2 separate regions of the Homo sapiens genome follow, and region 1 is linked to region 2. Evidence: read pairs that join two places in POLR2A ChIA-PET (ENCODE). Cell type or tissue: MCF 10A. All regions are shown on one strand. Each heading gives the region's core, and the rest is flanking DNA. Links, peaks and the distances in the headings are about the cores only.

Region 1 (4,392 bases), core at 148-4,147, 81 kb before region 2:
GAAAACAGAGAACAGGGCCAGGCATGGTGGCTCACGCCTGTAATCCCAGCACTTTGGGAGGCTGAGGCAGGTGGATCACTTGAGGTCAGGAGTTCGAGACCAGCCTGGCCAACATGGTGAAACCACGTCTCTACTAAAAATACAAAAATTAGCGAGTCATGGTGGCATGCACCTGTAGTCCCAGCTACCCAGGAGGCTGAGGCAGAAGAATCACTGGAACCCGTGAGACAGAGGCTGCAGTGAGCTGAGATCACGCCACTGCACTCCAGCCTGGGTGACAGAGCAAGACTCTGTCTCAAAAAAACAAAACAAAACAAAACAAAAAACAGAGAACAGAGAAGTAGATTAACAACTTACTGACAATCTTTGGAAAGAGAAATTGATCGTTGCAGTTATTGTAAGTGTACTGTAAAGGAAGTGATTTTTATTTTAATGACTATATTCTAGGGTTTATATTGTCAGCATTTAAGCATTCATGTAAATAGTCTAAGATGAATAAACTTTAATTTTTTTTTTACTCTTAATTTAGAGAAAAATGTAACATGCATGCCCTGGGGATTTCTATTTAATTCTAGAACTCAGATTGTTTCCTTTAAACTGATATTATGCTTCTATAATTCAAATGGAACATTTAGAAATGCTAGCATAAGTAACTTTTAGTTTCAAACGTTGCTATCGTTTTCAAAAGTTATTTTGCAAATCCTCAGTTTCATATGTAACCTGAATTTAAAATGATCTCTCCTGAAATAAGAGCGCCGGGCCGGGCGCGGTGGCTCACGCCTGTAATCCCAGCACTTTGGGAGGCCGAGGTGGGCAGATCACGAAGTCAAGAGATCGAGACCATCCTGGCCAACATGGTGAAACCTGGTCTCTACTAAAAATACAAAATTAGCTGGCCGTGGTGGCACTTGCCTGTAGTCTCAGCTACTCAGAAGGCTGAGGCAGGAGAATTGCTTGAACCCGGGAGGCGGAGGTTGCAGTGAGCCGAGACTGCAGCACTGCACTCCAACCTGGTGACAGAGTGAGACTCGTCTCAAACAACAACAACAACAACAAAAAAAAAAAAAAAAAAAAAAAAACAATGGGTGCTTCAGGACTTCTTTCCCAACTCTATTACACAAATCTTATCTCTCGGTACAAAAGAAAGGCTAACTCACTCATTCCAGTTCAAAACCTTTGGGGAGAAAATAGATAGCTCTGGAGAGAAAAATATTGAAGGAGACAAACTAATTTCACCTAAGCATCAAACTTCTGCCTTTTATGTATGTGACTGCCTTCTATCATGCTTAGAATTTGAAAGAGTGATGGTTATAACAAATGTTTATCAACTCACTGCTTTGAATGCAAATGAGTTCAGACCTTTTGAAGACTGGCCAGTAAGTGGCACTTTTCCATAAATCAAGTGAGCAAAGCACCAAGGTTTTGATGAAGATATATTTAAAGCACTTATAACACAACATACAATATGCCAGAAATTATATCTTTGCAACTGTTAAACAGCACATTTAGTAAGCAATGTGTAAGGGGATATATATATATTCCAAAGTTCTTTTGGGACAAAACAGTTTAAGACCACAGACTTGGGAGTCACTTTAACACACATTTAGTTCTCTTGAATGTAAATCTGAGATGTTATGTTAAAAGACAATAGAATACTATGGCTAGGTGTGGTGACTCATACCTGTAATCTCAGCACTTTGGGAGGCCGAGGTGGGTGGATAGCCTGAGGTAAGGAGTTTGAGACCAGCCTGGCCAACATCGTGAAACCCCATCTTTACTAAAAATACAAAAAATTAGTTGGGCATAGTGGCCAGTGCCTGCAATCCCAGCTACTCGGGAACCTGAGGCAGGAGAATCACTTGAACCTGGGATGCAAAGGTTGCAGTGAGCCGAGATCACACCACTGCACTCCAGCTGGGCAACAGAGTCAGACTCCATCTCAAAAAAAAAAAAAAAAAAAAGAGTAGTATAAATTAGGACTTTATGTAATCCACTTTTTGATTCCTGAAAAATAAGTTGATTTTTAATCTTTAGTTATAAATGTCTCTCTAGATATTCAGGATACATTATAAATTTGGTTTTAAAATAGATTTAAATCTGCCGGGCGCGGTGGCTCACGCCTGTAATCCCAGCACTTTGGGAGGCTGAGGCAGGCAGATCACGAGGTCAGGCGATCGAGACCATCCTGGCTAACATGGTGAAACCCTGTCTCTACTAAAAATAAAAAACATCAGCCAGGTGTGATGGCACGCGCCTGTGGTCCCAGCTACTCGGGAGGGCGAGACAGGAGAATCGCTTGAACCCGGGAGGCAGAGGTTGCAGTGAGCGGAGATCAGGCCACTGCACTGCAGCTTGGGCGACAGAGCGAGACTTGGTCTCAAAAAATAATAATAATAATAAAATAGATTTAAATCTATAATAGTTTTTTTTTTTTTTTTTTTTTTTTTGAGACGGAGTCTTTCTTGCTTTGTCACCCAGGCTGGAGTGCAGTGGCCTGATCTCGGCTCACTGCAAGCTCCGCCTCCCGGGTTCACGCCATTCTCCTGCCTCAGCCCTCAGCCTCCCGAGTAGCTGGTACTACAGGCGCCCACCACCAACACCCGGCTAATTTTTTGTATTTTTAGTAGAGATGGGGTTTCACCGTGTTAGCCAGAATGGTCTGGATCTCCTCACCTCATGATCCACCCACCTGGGCCTCCCAAAGTGCTGGGATTACAGGCGTGAGCCACAGCGCCCAGCAACGGGTTTTAAAATTATTTCAATAAATCAGGCACTCTAGAACACAGTGAGGAGGCGCAACAATTACGTAATAATTTTTTTTGGGCGGGGGATGGAGTTTCACTCTTTTATTTTTTTTTGGAGACAAAGTCTCGCTCTGTTGCCCAGGCTGTAGTGCAGTGGCGCGATCTTGGCTCACTGCAAGCTCCGCCCTCCCGGGTTCACGCCATTCTCCTGCCTCAGCCTCCGGAGTAGCTGGGACTACAGGGGACCGCCACCACGCCTGGCTAATTTTTTGTATTTTTAGTAAAGACGAGGTTTCACCGTGTTAGCCAGGATAGTCTCAATCTCCTGACCTTGTGATCCACCTGCCTCGGCCTCCCAAAGTGCTGGGATTACAGCTGCCCGCCACCATACCCCGCTAATTTTTGTATTTTTAGTAGAGACAGGGTTTCACCATGTTGGCCAGGCTGGTCTCCAATTCCTGACCTCAGGTAATCTGCCCGTCTCGGTCTCTCAAAGTGCTGGAATTACAGGTGTGAGCCACTGTACCCAGCTACTGTCAGTTTCATATGCTTTTATTTTTTTTAATTTTTTTTGGTTTTTTTTTTTGAGACAGTGTCTCACTCTGTTGCTCAGGTTGAAGTATAACAGCATGATCTCGGCTCACTAAAACCTCCGCCTCCCGGGTTCAAGGGATTCTCCTGCTTCAGCCTCCCAAGTAGCCAGGATTACAGGCGCATGCCACCACACCCAGCTACTTTTTTGTATTTGTAGTAGAGACGGGGTTTTGCTATGTTGGCCAGACGGGTCTCAACTCCTGGCCTCAAGTGACTCGCCTGCCTCGGTCTCCCAAAGTGCTAGGATTACAGGTGTGAGCTACCGCGCCCGGCCCCAGATTGGGGAAACTTTGAAATGGCTTCTACACGGATCATAACTCTTGCAGGGGAAATGGAAGATGCTTATTCTCTCAAGGACTTTTGATTACCTCTGTTTGTCTGCTCCATCAATGAGTGAGTGGCAATGGGTGGAAAATTGTATTTCTAAGAACTTCATGGCGTAATCTTACTCATTCTGATGAATAATCAAAATAATCAGGGGAAGACAGAAAGGTGGAAGACAGGGAAATGAACTAGGAAGCTGTTACATTAAACTATAGGAAATGGCGACCTGATCTCAGGTGTAGTGGTTGTGAGAGTGGAGAGGAGGATAGGTTCAAGAGCTATTCATGTTGGTCAGATATGGGGCATGAAGGCAAATGAGAGAAGGATGGCTCCCAGCTTCTTGTTTGGCCAGTGATTTGAGCTGGTGATCGAATCATCACATAAATGGTAATGATGCCACTGAAACAGATGTGATCTGGGTGTAGAGTATTGATTTAGAAGGTCATGTGTGAGATGCATGTTTTTGTTTTTGTTTTGAGACGGAGTCTCACTCTGTCACCAGGCTGGGGTGCAATGGCACGATCTGGGCTCACTGCAATCTCCACCTCCTGGGTTCAAGTGATTCTCCTGCCTCAGCTTCCTGAGTAGCTGGGACTACAGACATGCGCCACCACGCCCGGCTAATTTTTGTATTTTTAGTAGAGACGGGGTTTCCCCATGTTGGCTAGGCTGGTCTCAAACTCCTGACCTCAGGTGATTTACCCACCTCAGCCTTCCTAAGTGCTGGGGG
Region 2 (4,353 bases), core at 354-4,353:
TTAAGAGATTAAAGTAAAGACAGGCATAGGAAATCACAAGGGTATTGACTGGGGAAGTGATAAGTGTCCATGAAATCTTCACAATTTATGTTTAGAGACTGCAGTAAAGACAGGCATAAGAAATTATAAAAGTATTAATTTGGGGAACTAATAAATGTCCATGAAATCTTCACAGTCCATGTTCTTCTGCCATGGCTTCAGCCGGTCCCTCCGTTTGGGGTCCCTGACTTCCCACAACATGCATTTACTTGGTAACCAGGGGAAAAAATGAAGATTGAAATAATTTGATAGCAACAACTCAGACTTTCAAGACCCAAAGGATGGAAGCAGGCTGATCCATTGTCAGGAGACAGACCAGGTGTGACCTTTTGATGTTCAAGTTTCCTTATCTATAAAGTGGAGATAATATTTCCTAAGTATCTACTTCCTATGAACAATGTTAGAATTAAATAACATAGTTTTCTTGGGAAGCTGAGGTGGGCAGATCACTTGAGGTCAGGAGTTTGAGATTAGCCTGACCAACATGGTAAAACCCTGTTTCTACTAAAAATACAAAAATTAGCCAGGCATGGTGGCATGCACCTGTAATCCCAGCTACTCGGGAGGCTGAGGCAGGAGAATCACTTGAATCCAGGAGATGGAGGGTGCAGTGAGCTGAGATCGTGCCGCTGCACTCCAGCCTGGGTGACAGAGCAAAACTCTGTCTCAAAATAAATAAATAAATAAACAAATAAATAAATAACATAGTGTTCTTTTTTCTTTTTTGAGACAGAGTCTTACTCTGTTGCCCAGGCTGGAGTGCAGTGGCATGATCTCGGCTCACTGCAACCTCCATCTCCTGGATTCAAGTGATTCTCCTGCCTCAGCCTCCCAAGTAGCTGGGATTACAGGTGCCCACCACCACGACTGGCTAATTTTTGTATTTTTAGTGGAGAGTGGGTTTTACCATGTTGGTCAGGCTGGTCTCAAACTCTTGACCTCAAGTGATCTGCCTGCCTCGGTCTCTCAAAGTGCTGGGATTACAGACGTGAGCCACTGCACCTGGCCATAAGATAGTATTTATAAATGTACATGGTGTTAAATAAAGATTCATTTTTTATGCTTCCTAATAAAATAAGAGTTCAGATATAAGTGACGGGCGTTAGTGGGTGCAGGAAAGAAAGATTGGGGTGAACCAATGAGTGGGTAATGAAAATGTAGAGCTTGGTATGGTGGCTCATGCCTGTAATCCCAGCACTTTGAGAGGCTGAGGCAGGAGGATCACTTGAGTCCAGGAGTTCAAGACTAGCTTGGGCAGCATGGCAAAACCCTGTCTCTACAAAAAATACAAAAATTAGCTGGGCATGGTGGTGCACACCTGTGGTCCCAGCTACTCGGGAGGCTGAGGTGGGAGAATCACTTGGACCCAGAAGGCGGAGGCTGCAGTGAGCCAAGATCATGCCACTGCACTCCAGCCTGGGCAGCAAAGTGAGACCCTGTCTCAAACAAACAAACAAACAAAAAACAAAAAAAAGAAAGAAAGAAAAAGAAAATATGGTATATATACACCATGGAATACTAGTCCGCCATAAAGAAGAACAAATAATGTCTTTTGCAGAAACTTGGATGAAGCTGGAGGCATTATTCTAAGTGAAGTAACTCAGGAATGGAAAAGCAAATACCTTATGTTCTCACTTACAAGTGGGAGCTAAGCTATGGATACACAAAGGCATAAAGAGTGGTATAATGGACTTTGGATACTCAGAATGGGGAGAATGGGAAGTGGGTGAGGGGTAAAAAAACCACATACTGGGAACACTGTACACTACTCAGGTGATAGATGCACTAAAAACCGAAGTCTGCTTCACCAAAATACAATTCATCCATGTAACTAAAAACCACTGTACCTTAAAAGCTATTGAAATTGTAAAAATGAAAGACTGGAGTGAGAGCTTGGACGGCTATTTTCAGGTCCCACCCCATATTCCCAGTGCCTACTGCATTCCATCTTGTGAGGCCTCTGTCCTCCTTGTGCAGGGGCAGCCCAGCACAGACCACTTCATTTGCCTCTTCAAAAAGGGAAACCCCAAGCCAGCGCCACCTCTCATCCTACTGACTCTCCTCTGAGATCAGGCCCTTTTGTTGTTGATCCTGAGTCGTTTTTACCCTCACGAGTCATGTGTGTCCTTGAGGTTGCTCTTTACAAAATTCAGGGAGTAACTCCCTTTCCCCCTGCGTACCTGCAGCATTTTTTTTTTTTTTTTTTTTGAGACAGAGTCTTGCTCTGTCGCCCAGGCTGGAGTGCAATGGTGCGGTCTCAGCTCACTGCAACCTCTGCCTCCCAGGTTCAAGCAATTCTCCTGTCTCCGCCTTCCGAGTAGGTAGAATTACAGGCATGCGCCACCACGTCTGGCTAATTATTGTATTTTTAGTAGAGATGGGGTTTCACAATGTTGGCCAGGCTGGTCTCCAACTCCTGACCTCAGGTGATCCACCCGCCTCAGCCTCCTGAAGTGTTGGGATTACAGGCGTGAGCCACCGCGCTGGCCACTGCAGCATTTTTCTGGCCCTCGACAGCTCTGTGTCTGTGACTCTTCTATTCTCTCCTTTCTCCCTCTCTAGAGGCTAATTGACATGCACAGACATGTTCTTCAGGGTTGTGTCCTCAATGTTAAAAAATGTGAATGGCAAGTAAGATTTCTAGTCTGAAGTTTATCCTTTGAAGTCTTTTAACAAGTCACCAGGGATTGAGAGGGGCGCAGAGATGGGGCCTGAGAGCTGTTGCTGCTTCCAGGAAAGGGATGGAATGCCCCCACAGTTCCCAGACAACCCCTGAGAAATTCCTTCAGAGATTTCCTCTGATGCTTTTCTGGAGACCTTTCCAAGAATGCTGGAGAATGCAGGCTTCTTAATCCATAGAGAGACCACAGTAAGTAGAGACTCTCAGAGCTCTACTTACACGCAGCCACGCCACACATGCTCAGCTCCCACACAGGGCATTTACCTCCAAGCACTCACACAGAGGTCTGTGCTCACACCCAGCTCCCAAGCCAGAAGCATGAAAACAAGAGCTATCTACAGCCTGCCTACAACATGTGATGCTATTACATACCTTGTTCTCAAATCATGACACTAATTCTGTATAGTAGGAATTATTAATTACCTTTTCACGGATGAAATTGGCTGAGGAATGTGAAGTCGCTTGCCTAAAGTCACAGAGCCGGCAAGTGGCAGAACCAGATTCCAGTCCCAAGTGAATCTGTTCCTTCTGCTGTGCCAAGCTGACTTCCGGTGCAGCCAGCAGCTGGGCCCTAACAGGATCAGTTAGTGTGAAGAGCACCCAGCCTCATGGATTTCCAGAGAAGGAGCTCTTTTCCTCTGTCAGGTAATTGGATTTTCTGCAGAAGGGAATCTTGGTGCTTAAATAAGTTTGATCAATGATTTACACCCTCTCTCTCCTCCCTCTTCCACTTGCAGGAATTGAATTTTGATTGAAAAATAAGCTTTAACCATTCACTTCATTCGTCACTGAAAATTGCTTCAGTCAAATGGCAGAGAAAACAGCCAAAGATAAACGTGGAGCTGAACCACTTCCTTCAGCCTCTCACCCAGCCCGGGGAGAGCTCCTATAGCACCCATGGAACAGCAACCTTAAAAACCACAAAGTACCACTTCTACCAGCTGGCAGCAGTTACACTAAATTTGTCTAAGTAAAGATAGTTTCATCCAACTCTAGACTTGGGGAAGGTCATGTTTCAGAGATGAAAAAAACAGACATGATTGTTTAATTCACGTAGGGAAAGAAGAAGCACTTTACACATGTTATCCACACCTGGCCTTCCCAAGCTGCCTCTCCAGAAATCCTAGGATGGAAGAAACGAAATGCATCTATCCAAGTGGCTGGTATTAGAGAAAGGGTTCTTGTGGCTCGGACACATACATCACCCACAGACTGGCGTGCATGTGCATGCACTCACCACACACACAAATACATAGGCTTCAAAAAGACACACAGAGCCCCGGGCATACTTCTTAAAACATGATAGTGATTCAACACGCATTAATAGGAGAAGACTTTGTCTATAAAGGAAACAGAAAGTAGAGTGAAAGTAAGAATTCATTTTATTTGTTGAATAAACAAATAAATAATCAAATAAATATGCCTTCCTGTGACAAATATGTATTGAGTAACTACTACATGCTAGCCTCAGTTCAGGGGTAGGGATATAACAGTGAGCAATAAGTGGCAAATAAAGCACAGCCCCTGGCCTAAATGTGTTTACAGCCTTTTGGGGAAGAAAAACAATAAACGGACAATTTCAAAACCCTATGATAAATGCTATAGTATCAACTTTGTTTAGGTTTTGACTCTTA

What was found. Peaks named below come from ENCODE experiments on the same cell type or tissue, not always from the same donor. Only the 100,000 strongest peaks of a DNase experiment are listed, where the experiment ranks them.
Region 1: POLR2A ChIA-PET joins it to region 2 with 5 read pairs; 2 of 35 experiments call an interaction of 5 or more read pairs at or near these places.

Annotation. Positions count from the first base shown.
Region 1 is chr1:112,842,711-112,847,102 of GRCh38, reverse strand. All of the region lies in intron 2 of LINC01356 (long intergenic non-protein coding RNA 1356), which reads left to right. Among named protein-coding and RNA genes, the nearest start is that of LINC01357, 5.0 kb to the left of the region's middle. RefSeq lists enhancers at 290-924, 925-1,559, 2,868-3,817. In MCF 10A, for the core only: no CTCF peak of the experiment used is centred there; no DNase peak of the experiment used is centred there.
Region 2 is chr1:112,761,536-112,765,888 of GRCh38, reverse strand. No RefSeq gene overlaps it. Among named protein-coding and RNA genes, the nearest start is that of NUTF2P4, 16 kb to the right of the region's middle. RefSeq lists an enhancer at 2,401-3,028. In MCF 10A, for the core only: no CTCF peak of the experiment used is centred there; a DNase peak (open chromatin) is centred at 2,608.